Regions from separate parts of the Homo sapiens genome. Here region 1 is linked to region 2. A link is a contact called in ENCODE Hi-C or POLR2A ChIA-PET data. All regions are on one chromosome and are shown on one strand. The core of a region is the stretch at or near the end of the contact, and the rest is flanking DNA. Distances in the headings are between cores, read along the strand shown. Region 1 has its middle 47 kb from the start of NORAD. Region 2 overlaps CNBD2 (cyclic nucleotide binding domain containing 2).

Region 1 (5,907 bases), core at 1,425-3,924, 81 kb before region 2:
TCCAGAGTTCCACCCGTCACTGAGCCTGCAGCATATCCAAGCTCCCAAGCAGTCTTGTGAGGAGACAAAAGTAATGCTCTTTGCAAATGATATGCTTCTTTAAGTGGAAGACTCGATTCAATGAAAAATTGAGGTGGCCAGAGACAAAACAATAACTAGGAAAAAAGGCAAGTACCTTCAGATGGGCCCTGTCACCACCCCCCATACCGATGCAGTGTCTCTCCTACAGGTGGGCAGCTGCCTAGAACCAGATGGGCTCAGAGCCTTGGCGGGCCCCAAGGCTGATGCTGTAGAAAGGCCAGTCCCGGAGGTGCTGCCAGAGTGCAGGCCTGGGAGGGAAGATTCCTCGATTGGAAGCCCTTCTTTCAGAGTCAAGAATTTGTTCTCTGAATTTGAGCAAATGCATGCCCCTCTGTGGACACCTAAATGCTCCCGCAGGCTCTGTCACAGGCCATATAGGAAAGACTCAAGAGTACCGGTGGGCTTCGGACAGATCTAGATTGAAATCCCAGCTGTGCCACTTGCTGGCTGAGGACTGCGTAGGCCTTGGGCAAGTTATTTAGCCTCCTGTAATACGACGGGGATCATCATCTCTGCCTCACTTGGTAGTTGTAAGGATTAAAAGACATAAGGCATGTAAAGCGCTTAGCACAGGGCCTGGCACACAGTAAGCCAATAAACATAAGCAGTTGATTATAAGTCACCAGAGTGAGCCTCTTATGAGGAAGACTCTAGACTTTCTAATTCTAGGTGGCCTCAAGCAAACCCAAAACCACCCACCTGAAGTGGGCCTGGAGACTCTATCTTTAGACCTCTAATCTGGGGACAAGGTGGGGAGAGGGAAGGGGAGAAAGCAGACAGAAGGGAGAGAGCAAACTGAGAAGAGGAGGGAGGAAAGGAAAGAAGAATCAAGGGGCCAAGGAGGGGCCTGGCTTCCCCAGTGTGGGGGGAAAGGAAGATGACTTGCCAGAAACTACCAGGACAGTATAAGCCCTCTCTCTTTCCCAGAGCTTTCCCTAGACCCACCAAGGCAAGGCTTAGAGGGACAGGACCTGCTGAGAAATGCCACCCTGGCTGTCAACAGGGACACTGAAGCCTTGGGTTACATCTAGACTCCAGAGCCCCGCATGGTGGCCCTCCCACCAGAGTAGGCAGAGATGGCCATAGCCAGAGTGATAACAGAACAACCGGCCCATTCAGCCTGCTCACTCAGAGCCCAGGGACCCCTTTCTTGGGGTTCTAATCCTGACAGCAGGACACTCTCCTGTTGCATCCTCACCTCTGGAACATATGCAGAGCCCACTCCAGGCCTCTATCTGCCCTGAGCTCCTGCTTCTGGGCCTAAAGTTGCAACTAGGGAAAAAGCACTGTTCAGACTGAAGACAGGAGCCACAGATAAGGTGTTCCAATTACCACTGACCAGCTGTGTGACTTTGCGGGTGTCACTTTTTCTCCCTGAGCATGTTTCCCTCCTCAGGCTAATAAGGGCAACGGCAAGGACCATCTCTAAGGTCCTCCCAACTCAGACAGAGGCGACACTTCATGGGATGCCTCTGAGCACAAACAGGCAAAGAGGACCTGTCTCAGGAGAGGAGCGGGCTGGGCTGGGCTGGGCTCTGAGGAGAATGCAGCGGATATGACAATGGCCAAGGGTTATTATGATGATTATTATTATAATTAAAAATCACAGCTACAAGCCCTTAAGCAATTTACAAAGAGCTTTCTCATTATCTCCTGGGATCGCAATTTGGTGAAGTAGGCAGGGCTGGATGATGATTATTCACATTTGATAGATGAGGAAAGTAAAGCAAGATTAGGTGACTTGTCCAAGCTCCTAAGTGCAGAGAAGGGAGAGCTGGAAAGGAAGTAGGTATTGAGTGCCTACTGTGTACTACCTCATTAGGCATGCTCATATCTGTTATTTTGATCAAGTCTCATGACCATGACACTACTGTAGGTGCTACTGTCCCATTTCTTTGTTTTGTTTTGTTTTGTTTTTTCGAGACGGAGTCTTGCTCTGTCACCCAGGCTAGAGTGCAGTGGCACAATCTCAGCTCACTGCAATGTCCGCCTCCCAGGTTCAAGCAATTCTCCTGTCTCAGCCTCCCGAGTAGCTGGGATTACAGGTGCCCGCCACCACGCCTGGCTAATTTTTGTATTTTTAGTAGAGACAGCGTTTCACCATGTTGGCCAGGCTGGTCTCAAACTCCTGACCTCAGGAATAATCCGCCTCAGATCACTCAAATTTGAAATACAAATCTGATCAGATGATCTGCCCACCTCGGCCTCCCAAAGTGCTGGGATTACAGGCGTGAGCAACCATGCCTGGCCTACTGTCTCCATTTCATAGAGGCTCCACTGCAAAGCCTAAATTTGGATGTAGCCCTGTGGAACTAAAAGGCATGCACTCCTCCCCAACTTCCTGCATGTATTGGGTTGAACAGTGTCCCCTCCCAACCCAAATTTATGTCTACCTAAAACTTCATAATGTGACCATATTTGGAAACAGGGTCTTTGCAGATGCAATTACTCAAGTTCAAATGAGGTCATACTGGACTAGGGTGGGTTCTAAATCCCATATGACTGGTGTCCTTAGAAGAGGAAATGAAACAGAGAGAAAGCCACGTGACGACAGAGGCAGATGCAGCTGCAAGCCAAGAAATGCCAAAGATTGCTGGCAACCACCAGAAGCTAGGAGAAAGGCAGGAAACAGATTGCCCCAGAGCCTCCAGAAGGAGCCAACCTTGCTGACACCTGGATTTCAGACTTCTAGCCTCCACAAGTGGGGGAGTAAATGTCTGTGGTTCAAAGCTACCTGGTTTGCGTGCTTCATGACAGCACCCCTAGGAAGTTAATACACTGTGCATCCTTTGAGTAGCAGACCTAGGACCCTCAAACTCTGTTTTTCAGATTCCCACTCATTAGGCAGCTTTAGAGGTTAAAGAGGACCCAGAGGCTCCTCATGAGAAGTCACTCTCACCTCTCCTGCACCTTCCAGGGCCAGGCTGTCGTGAAACCAGGCTGAAGACAGGCTTACAGAGGAAAAAGCTTCCTAGAACAGCCTGTTCTAGGTATCTATCCACCCCAGTGGGGCCTCCCATTGAGCTTGTTTAGCAGCCTCTGTGCCCAGGTCTCCAGGTCAACAGTCCTTCCCTTCCTCCCAGACCAACCATCCTCTGTCACCACCTGGAGAGCTGTGTTTTTGAAATGCAAATCTGATCCTTCCTGGTTGGCTTACTCCTCTTCCCCAGCTCCCTGCCGTCTGCAGGACTTGCTCAGGCTCTTTGGCCTGCACCAGATCTGTCCCTAATCTTCCTCTCAGCTTTATCTCCAGTCATTCACTCCTCCACCCTCATCCCTGCCACTCACCACCTCCTATTCCAACCATGTGGAACTATTTGGGGTTCCCCTAAGAAGCCGTTCTGCCTTTGCACATGCTATTTCAAATACCCAGACGGTAAAATCCAGCCCAAACACCATCTCTGTCCTCCAGGAAGCCTTTTCCTCCATAAACAGCCACACCCTGGCAGCTTGTACATTGTCCTTGCGGTGGTATTGCATCTTTACATGTCTGCTCCCACCCCCAACCTGTGAATACTGCTGGATTCATTTCTGTTTTTGTAGGCCTAGGGCCCAATACAAAGGCCTTCAAGAATGTTGAGCTGAATTGTGGAGTAGCAATAATGGTCATAATAGTTGACATTTATCAAATGTTTCTTATGCACTCACATTATGCTAAGCATTCCAAGGATGTTATCTCATTTAATTATCAAAACAATCCTGTGAAACAGATACTAGTACTGGTCCTGTTTTACAAGTAAGGAAATGAGGAAATGGAATCACTTGCCCTAGTCCCCCCAGCTAGTACATGGCAAGCCCCGAATGACTGTAGAGCCAGTGCTAGTAACCACTACTAAGTGTGCCACCCATCCCAATACCTTCATTTTACAGAGATGGACACGTGCCAAAAGGGGAAAGTGATTGGCCCTCAGTCACATAACAAGGCATGGACGCAGATATTTGGATTCCTCTTTCAATACTTTTCCTCTTCTCATTCCAGTACAAACCTAATCCAGGAAGACACAGAACCCAAGCTAGGCTGTGTCTCCTGAGGAGCCTCCTCCTGCCTCCACTAGAGCAGAGCCCAGCATGGGCCTGGACCCACGGTGAGTGCTCAAATCTACAGCCAGGAGATGGGAGATGCAGCATTGAAAAAGACAGGTAAATCAACTTGAGAAAAGGCTGAAGCCTGCTTGGATTACACATTGTCAGGGCTTGAAACGAAACTTTGGGTATCATTTAGTGCCATCTGCCATTTTATAAATTAACTCAGTTTGACAAGCTTATTGAACACAAATCATAAGTCAGGCACTGTGTGGGACACTAAGAAGATTAGTAAGCAAGTTCCTGCCCACATGGCATTTACAGTCTAGTAAAGGGACAAACAACAATTACAAATTCTCACAAGCCCTGTGAGACACAGAGAGCTCTAAGAATGTGTAACAGGGAAAATTGACTTGGCCTAGAGAGTTGGCAAAGGCCCCCCTGAGAAAGTGACTATTGAGCTGAAACATGAAGAGTGGGAGTTAATCAAGATAAGAAGCAGGGGAAGAGTGTGCTAGACAAAGGGAACAGGATGTGCAAAATCCCAGAAGCAAAAGAGCTCATGGTGCCTAGATGAACTAAAAGGCCAAAGTGGCTGTTGTCCAGAGAAGTGGGCAGGAACTGGATCCTGAAGGGCCTTAGAGATCAAAGTAAGAATTGGAGAAACTGAGCAGATCAGGGAAACCCCTCGCTCAGAACCTGGTCCACAGCACACTGTCAAAGAGTCATTGCATTAGTCACTGAAGGAGAGACTTGTCCAAGATCATAAGACCTGGGACTTGAAAGCAGAATTCCTACCTACCAGGTGGGGCCTGAGTGCTATTTCAGGCACCTGTGTGAGGGACAGGGGAGGCTTTCCAAGTGTTTCAATTAATAGATGTTTCCTGGCTCCCTGTCTCCACCTCTCTTGAGCTCCAGAGTAAATAAGAATTACCTGTGTTTGTTAAAACATAGATTGCTGGGCCACACCTCCAGAGTTATCAATTCCTAGGTCTGGCGTGAGAACCAAGAAATTGCATTTCTTTTTTTTTTTTTTCCCTGAGATGGAGTCTCGCTCTGTCACCCAGGCTGGTGCGCAGTGATGCAATCTCAGCTCACTGCAACCTCCGCCTCCTGGGTTCAAGCGATTCTCCTGCCTCAGCCTCCTTAGTAGCTGGGATTACAGGCGCGTGCCACCATGCCCGGCTAAATTTTGTATTTTTACCATATTGGCCAGGCTGCTCTCGAACTCCTGACCTCAGGTGATCCATTCGCCTCGCCTCCCAAAGTGCTGGGATTACAGGCGTGAGCCACCACGCCCTGCCAATAAATTGCATTTCTAACAAACTCCCAGGTAACCCTGCTGCTGTTGGTGAGGTGAAAAAACCACAGCTCTAGACTAGAGTATATTGGTGGGGAGATTAGTAGTGAGGACCATGGCCAGGATCTCTGGGGACTAGAAGGGTGGATTCCTGAACCTGGGTAACAACGAGACAAACTCTAGCAATCTGAGCAAGGGAAGGGTCATCAAAGTCCCAAAATCTAGCCCACTAGCTGCCTAGCCAGGTAAACCAAGGCTTAGGGAGTTTAGACCCTTTCACATAAAGAAGCTTAATAAAAAGTGTTGGGTGAAGAGATAAACACATGAAGGGGTTGGCTAAAGTCAAAAGAAGATCCCAGGCTGGGCGCAGCGGCTCATGCCTGTAATCCCAGCACTTTGGGAGGCGGAGGCAGGCAGATCCCTTGAGGTCAGGAGTTTGAGACCAGCCTGACCAACATGGTGAAACCCTGTCTCTACTAAAAATACAAAAATTAGGCCGAGCA
Region 2 (6,561 bases), core at 3,137-5,636:
AGCCAAGATTGTGCCACTGCACTCCAGCCTGGGTGACAGAGTGAAACTGTGACTCAAAAAAAAAAAAGTAAAATAAAAAATCAAACAGCCAGTCCTCTTCTGGACCTTATCTTTGCAGCCACCCACCCCACACTTTCCTGCAGGCCTCTGTTTCTCCTCCATCCCTCACAGACTTCGGTGGCCACAGGTCCTCCTCTCTCCAGCTGCCCTCCTGTTCCTTGGCTTGAATTCCTACTTTGTTCTATCTGGAAGGGAGATGGAAGTCCACAGGCATACTTGCTTCCGTGATGAAGGGTGCAATCCGCTTTTTAAGGAGACACCTGGGACAGGCAGAGCCAGGACTAGAATCCTTGTTGCTGAACTCCCAATCCAGTGCTCAGTCTTCAGCCTCTCAGCTGTTAATCAAGGCTCAGGCAAGGAGGGGCAGGGGCAGGAACGGTTAGTGGCCCCAGAGCCACCAATGCCAGCTGTATAGGGCTCAAGAAGAAAAAGGGCCACAAACCAAGAGGCCCACTCTGTGGAGGACACATGGGGTTGGGACTAATCCTGGATCCAAGTTGCTGTTGTTGAAGTACAATATACACATCTAATTTACCATCTTTACCATTTTTAAGCATACAGTTCACTGGAAATAAATACATGCATATTCTTTCTTTTCGTTCCCTCTCTTCCTCCCCATCCCAGCCTCTGGTAACCACCAATCTACTCCCTATCTTCATGAGATCCAGTTTTTAGGTCCCACATATGAGTGAGAACATACAATATTTGTCTTTCTGTGCTTGGCTTATTCCACTTAACATAACAGCCTCCAGTGCCATCCACGCTGCTGCAAATGACAGGATCTCATTCCTTTTTATGGCTGAATGATATTCCATTGTGTATATGTCCCACATTTTCCTTATCCATTCATCTGTTAACGGACACTTAGATTGATTCCATATTTTAAAATTGTACTTATGTGATTTGGGGCACACAGTACCTCCTGGGCCATTGCTCGCCTGTGAAATGCAGGTGAGAATATCTATCGACATGTCTCCGAAGGATTCTGAATTTGAAAGGAGATGTGAAGTGGGATCTGGAACACCCTCCCCACCTCCACCATTTGGGTTCTAGACCTTGAAATATGACCACGTACAAATTTTTGGGTGCTCTGAGCCCTGGCTTTGTCTCTCTTTGGCAAGACTGGGGTGGAGCTATGCCACCTTTCCTCTGAAGCTGCTGAGGGTCTACACGAGATGGCACATGTGAGAGTTCTCTGGGGGACATGAAGCACCTCGTGTGTCTCTCATGTTGAGTACAGTGGGAACAAAGGCCCTCCTAGTCAATGCCAGGACTTGCATAGAAACCAGAATGGCTGCTCTTTAGCCAGCTCCTACTCTGGAGAGGAAACATATATATATGAATTTACACCTTACAACCATCCTAGCATGTGGGGGTTATCCTCAGATGTGGAAAATGAGGTTCAGGAAAGGAAATTTACCTATCCACGGTCAATCATCTTATAATTACAATAGCAATGATGATGAAATGGTAATAATAGCACCAACAAACATTTATTGAGCACTCACTAAATTCCAGGCCCTTTTGTAGTTTTTGCATCTATAACCCATTTAACCCTCACCACAATCCAGTGAGCTGACTCCTATTCTTATTCTCATGTTACAGGTGAGGATGCTGAGGTTAAGAAAATTGTCCAACATCGGCCGGGCGCAGTGGCTCATGCCTGTAATCCCAGCACTTTGGGAGGCCGAGGTGGGCAGATCACGAGGTCAGGAGATCGAGACCATCCTGGCTAACATGGTGAAACCCCATCTCTATTAAAAATACAGAAAATTAGCCGGGCGTGGTGCGGGTGCTTGTAGTCCCAGCTACTTGGGAGGCTGAGGCAGGAGAATGGCATAAACTCGGGAGGCGGAGCTTGCAGTGTGCAAAGATCATGCCACTGCACTCCAGCCTGGGCGACACAGCGAGACTCCGTCTCAAGAAAAAAAAAAGAAAAAGAAAAGAAAAATTGTCTAACATCACACATCAGGAAAGCAATAAACCTAGGCTTTGAATCAGGTGGTCTGTCTTCAGAGTCTGTGCTTTCAGCAACTACAATGAGGAAACTGAGGCACAAACAGGTTAAGTAGCTTGCCCAAGGTAATGAGACATAAAGTGGCAGAGCCCAACCTTGAACCAGGGATCCACTCAGGAGCACTGCTGTCCTGCTTGCTCTCTCAGCCACCTCCAACCCACTTGCTGCATGCACACAGCTGGAGTCAGTTGCTTCTCTGGCTAGATGCTTCAAACAGCATCCCAAAGCACCTGGGATCAAATAAATCTCATGCCGCCTAAGGCCTGGGCTGTCTCACCCTTCCAAGCCCTCCATCTCAGCCTCATGTCACTGCTGCCTTGCTTAGTCTGTTCCAGCCACCCTGCCCTCCCTTCCAATCCCCCCAACACGCCTCCTCCCTCCTGCCTTGAACCTTGAACTTGCTGCTTGTCTGTCTTGAACACTTTTCTGCCAGGTCGTTCCATAGCTTATTCTTTTTTTTTTTTTTTTTTTTTTTCTTTTTTTGAGACAAGGTCTCACTCTGTCCCTAGGCTGGAGTGCAGTTGCATGATTTCAGCTCACTACAATCTCAGCCTCCTGGGCTCAAGGGATCCTCCTGCCTCAGCCTCCCGAGTAGCTGGGACTACAGGTGTGCACCACCACACCCGGCTAATTTTTGTTTTTGGTAGAGACGGGGTTTCATCATGTTGCCCAGGCTGGTCTCGAAATCCTGGCCTCAGCCATCCTCCTTCCTTGGCCTCCCAAAGTGCTGGGATTACAAGTGTGAGCCACTGTGCCCAGTCCCATAGCTTATTATTTTCATCATTCAGGTCTCAGCTTAAACATCACCTCCTCACAGCAGACTTCCCTTAGCTACCCCATTTAAGAACCTCCCCACCCACCCTGCTTTTCATTCCATTCCTAACAGCAATTTGTAACTTTCTATGTATTTACTAGTTATCTGTTTGTTGTCTGTCCTGACTAGATCATAAGCCCCATAAGGGCAGGAATTACGTCAGTCTACTCAGCCACAATGGCACTTTGTTCCATGCTTGGAGCATGGTAGGTGCTCAAGGAATATCTGCTGAATGAGTGACCCAAATGGAGCCACACAACTTTAGAGGTGGCAGCTCACCCAGATGAATCTCCTCATTTTCCCATGACATAGATTCAGAAAGGGAAAGTGATTTGCCCGTGGCCACACAGCTAACTATTAGAAGCAGAATGAAAATAAGAAATGCTGCTTGCCACCTCTCTTCTGCGCTGCCCATGGCTCTGGCCTGCCCAGTCTTGACCACCTCAGAGGCCTCAGCCTGCCTGTTCCTTGGAGAAGTTGGACTTCCTATATCTCCTGGCTCAAAACCTGGGTCCCTCCACCCTAGGCCCCACCCTCTGCTGCTCCCAGGGCTGACCCAGCTCCACACTGCTACTCCCAAGGGTGAGGACGATGTGACCCACCTTCCAGGGGGCGGGTTCAGTCAAGCAGTTACCACTCTCATTCTCCTACAGCTGAAGCCAGGGCCTCAACACAGGGAGCTCAGAGTCCTACCACAGGCACCTCACGAAGGCATCCGCAGACATTTTCTTCAAAGGGGTCATGTTAACAAATATTTGTTGAAGGCTTTCTATGTGCTGGCCCTATGTGGGAAGCAGCAGCCAGGTCCTTGTGCTAAGTCCCCACCCAAAGCCTTCCAGGACTTCTAGGAAATCAAGGCCTTACTCCCTGTTCCAGCATTGCAGGGCCTGGACAAAACAGACCCTGTTGTTCCTGTTCCTGACACAGCCTCCCCTCCTGTCACTGCCTACCAAACTGAGCAAGGCCTTTTCCATCCTCGTGCCTCCATCCTGCCCAGGCCTCCCTGTCCCTTAGTGCCCTGTGTTCATCTCTGAGCACCTTACTCTGAAACATTAATAAATTGAAGTGAAGCAGACACCACCTTCACTAACTCTAACAAAGACGTATAAATGTAAGATGTTAATAACAGGGGAAACTGGGCGTGGGGCATATGGGGACTCTCTGTACTATCTTCTCAATTTTTCTGTAAATCTAAAAACTGTTCTAAAAAATAAGACCACTAAAACAATGAATCCAGTAGTGGGGGCAGGGGGAGTGTGGGTGACCACGCTTGGCTGTGAGCTGATCACTATGGAGGCTGGGAGGCAGGTGACAGAGCTGAGTGGCAGGAGGAGCGGTGTGTGGGCGCAGAGGTGGGGCAGGCAGAAGGGCTTTCCAGGAGGAGCAATAGGCTGGAAGGCTGGAAATTACGCCCCTTGAAGAATGACCGAAGGAATGGAGGCCACTCTGCGTGAATATGAAAATAATTAACGGAACACTGGCACTGTGCCTGGCTACATAAATGTTGAATGAAAAACAAAACAGCATTCTTTAAATACCTAAGGGCATCACATGCTAAGGAAGTGGATTTCTTCTGTTTTGGGGAACAGGGCAGGGAGAGGAGAGGAGCTAGTTTAAAGTTGTAGGAGGCAATGTTTTACTAAACAAAAGGAAGAAATTTCTAAGAGCTAAAAAATAATCAGCATTGACAGAGGGCTGTGCTAGGGACTGGACCTCCCAGACAGTACTGGACTGACCTTCCCAGCCCTGAGGACATACAGGCTGGTGTGAGTGGAGGGAAGGAGCATGCACAGTCCACCATAACACAGGGGGAGAATGGCATAAGGACAACCTTGGAGATAGTGACAGAGGAACAGAGGAGAGGGCTTGGTGAGGGAACAGTTTCCCAGATGCTGAATAACCACACATGAGGCTTCAGGAGACAGCCCTCTGCAGGCACAGGGAGGCCGAAGGCCCATTGCTCCTCCTGAAATCCCTTCTCCTGCCCTACCTCTGCACCCGCACACTGCTCCTCCTCCTCTCATTCAGCTCTGGCACCTGCCACCCAGCTTCCATAGTGATCAGCTCATAGCCAAGCGTGGTCATCCATACTGCCCTCGCTCCCACAACTGCATTTTTTTTTTTTTTTTTTTGAGACAGGCTCTCATTCTATTGTTCAGATTGAAGTACAGTAACACAATCATGGCTCACTGCAGCCTCGACTTCACAGGGTCAAGCAATCCTCCCACCCCACCCTCCCAAGTAGCTGGGATCATAGGCAAATGTCACCATGCCCAGCTAACTTTTTAATTTTTTGTAGAGACAGGATTTCGCTTTGTTGCCCAAGCTGGTCTTGAACTCCTGGGCTTCAGCAGGTATGAGCCACCATGCCCAGCCTTGGATTCCTTTTTTTTTTTTTTTTTGAGACAGAGTCTTACTCTGTCACACAGGCTGGAGTGCAGTGGTGCAATCCTGGCTCACTGCAACCTCCACCTCCTGGGTTCAAGCGATTCTCCTGCCTCAGCTTCCCGAGTACCTGGGGTTACAGGTGTGTGCCACCACACCTGGCTAATTCTGTATTTTTAGTAGAGACAGGGTTTCACCATGTTGGCCAGGCTGGTCTCAAACTCCCAACCTCAGGTGATCCACCTGCCTCAGCCTCCCAAAGTGCTGGGATTACAGGCATGAACCACTGTGCCCGGCCTGGTGGTCTTATTTTCTAAAACAGTTTTAGATTTACAGGAAAATTGAGAAGATAGTACAGAGAGTCCCCATATACCCCACATCCAGTTTCCCACATCTTACATTGGTATGTCTTTGTTACAATTAGTGAACCTCTACTGCTACATTACTGTTAGCTAAAGTCAATGAGTTGCTTAGATTTCCTGTTTCACCTAATGCCCTTTTTCTATTCCACTATCTTATCCAGGATACAACATTACATTTAATAATAGGGCTCTTTAGGCTCCTCTTGGCTGTGGCATTTTCTCAGGCCATTTTTGATGACCTTGGCAGTTTTGAGGGTACTCATTGAGTATTTTGTGGGATGCCACAGTTAAAATTTGTCTCATGATTTTCCTCTAATCACGTCTCATGATTAGACAGGAGTTATAAGATATTGAGAGGATGGCCACAGAGGTTAAATGACATTTTCATCACATCCTGTCAAGGGACAATACTATTAACATGATGTTTTACTGTTGATGTTGGCCTTGATGATCTGGCTGTGTTTTTCAGATTTTTTCCATTGTAAAGTTACTTCATTCCCCCCTTGCCATACTGTACTCTTTGGAAGGAAGTCCTATGCATGGCCCACATTTAAGTAGAGAGTTAGGCACTCTCTCCTTTAAGACAGAGTATCTACATAAATTGCTTGAAATTTATTCTGCAGGGAGATTTGTCTCTTCTCCTCCATTTATTAATTCATTATTAATTCATTTATATCAATATGCACTCATGAATGTTTATTTTGTACTTTTGGTTATAATCCAACACTGCTTTATTTTGTTGTTCAAATTGTTTCAGCTTTGACCATTGGGAGATCTTTTAGGTGGCCCCCATATGTCCCTTGGACATGCTCCCATATTAAAGCAGTTCCTGCCCCCTCCCCTAGCTCTTCCTTACTTTCTGGCATTTACAATATGTTCTAGACTCATCCTGTGTATTTCCTGCCCTAGTCCTAGATTCAACC

The links. A loop is a pair of places that touch in the nucleus more often than their neighbours do. ChIA-PET counts read pairs that join two places held with the same protein, here RNA polymerase II (POLR2A). Pooled maps may share reads with other maps.
Region 1: POLR2A ChIA-PET joins it to region 2 with 14 read pairs in GM10248. The contact joins two enhancer-like sites. A Hi-C loop is called at or near these places in 2 of 168 maps with a recorded cell type or tissue (DLD1 and heart right ventricle) and 1 of 50 pooled maps. POLR2A ChIA-PET finds 5 or more read pairs at or near these places in 10 of 52 experiments (Caco-2, GM10248, GM12878 and 7 more).

Annotation. Positions count from the first base shown.
Region 1 is chr20:36,095,263-36,101,169 of GRCh38, reverse strand. It overlaps a transcript of EPB41L1 not described here. Among named protein-coding and RNA genes, the nearest start is that of NORAD, 47 kb to the right of the region's middle. RefSeq lists enhancers at 2,934-3,442, 5,306-5,807. Within about 2 kb of position 2,674, at least 17 of the 41 ENCODE cell types and tissues checked have a DNase peak (open chromatin) inside an H3K27ac peak, as active enhancers do.
Region 2 is chr20:36,015,521-36,022,081 of GRCh38, reverse strand. All of the region lies in intron 10 of CNBD2 (cyclic nucleotide binding domain containing 2), which reads right to left. Among named protein-coding and RNA genes, the nearest start is that of NORAD, 32 kb to the left of the region's middle. Within about 2 kb of position 4,386, at least 7 of the 41 ENCODE cell types and tissues checked have a DNase peak (open chromatin) inside an H3K27ac peak, as active enhancers do.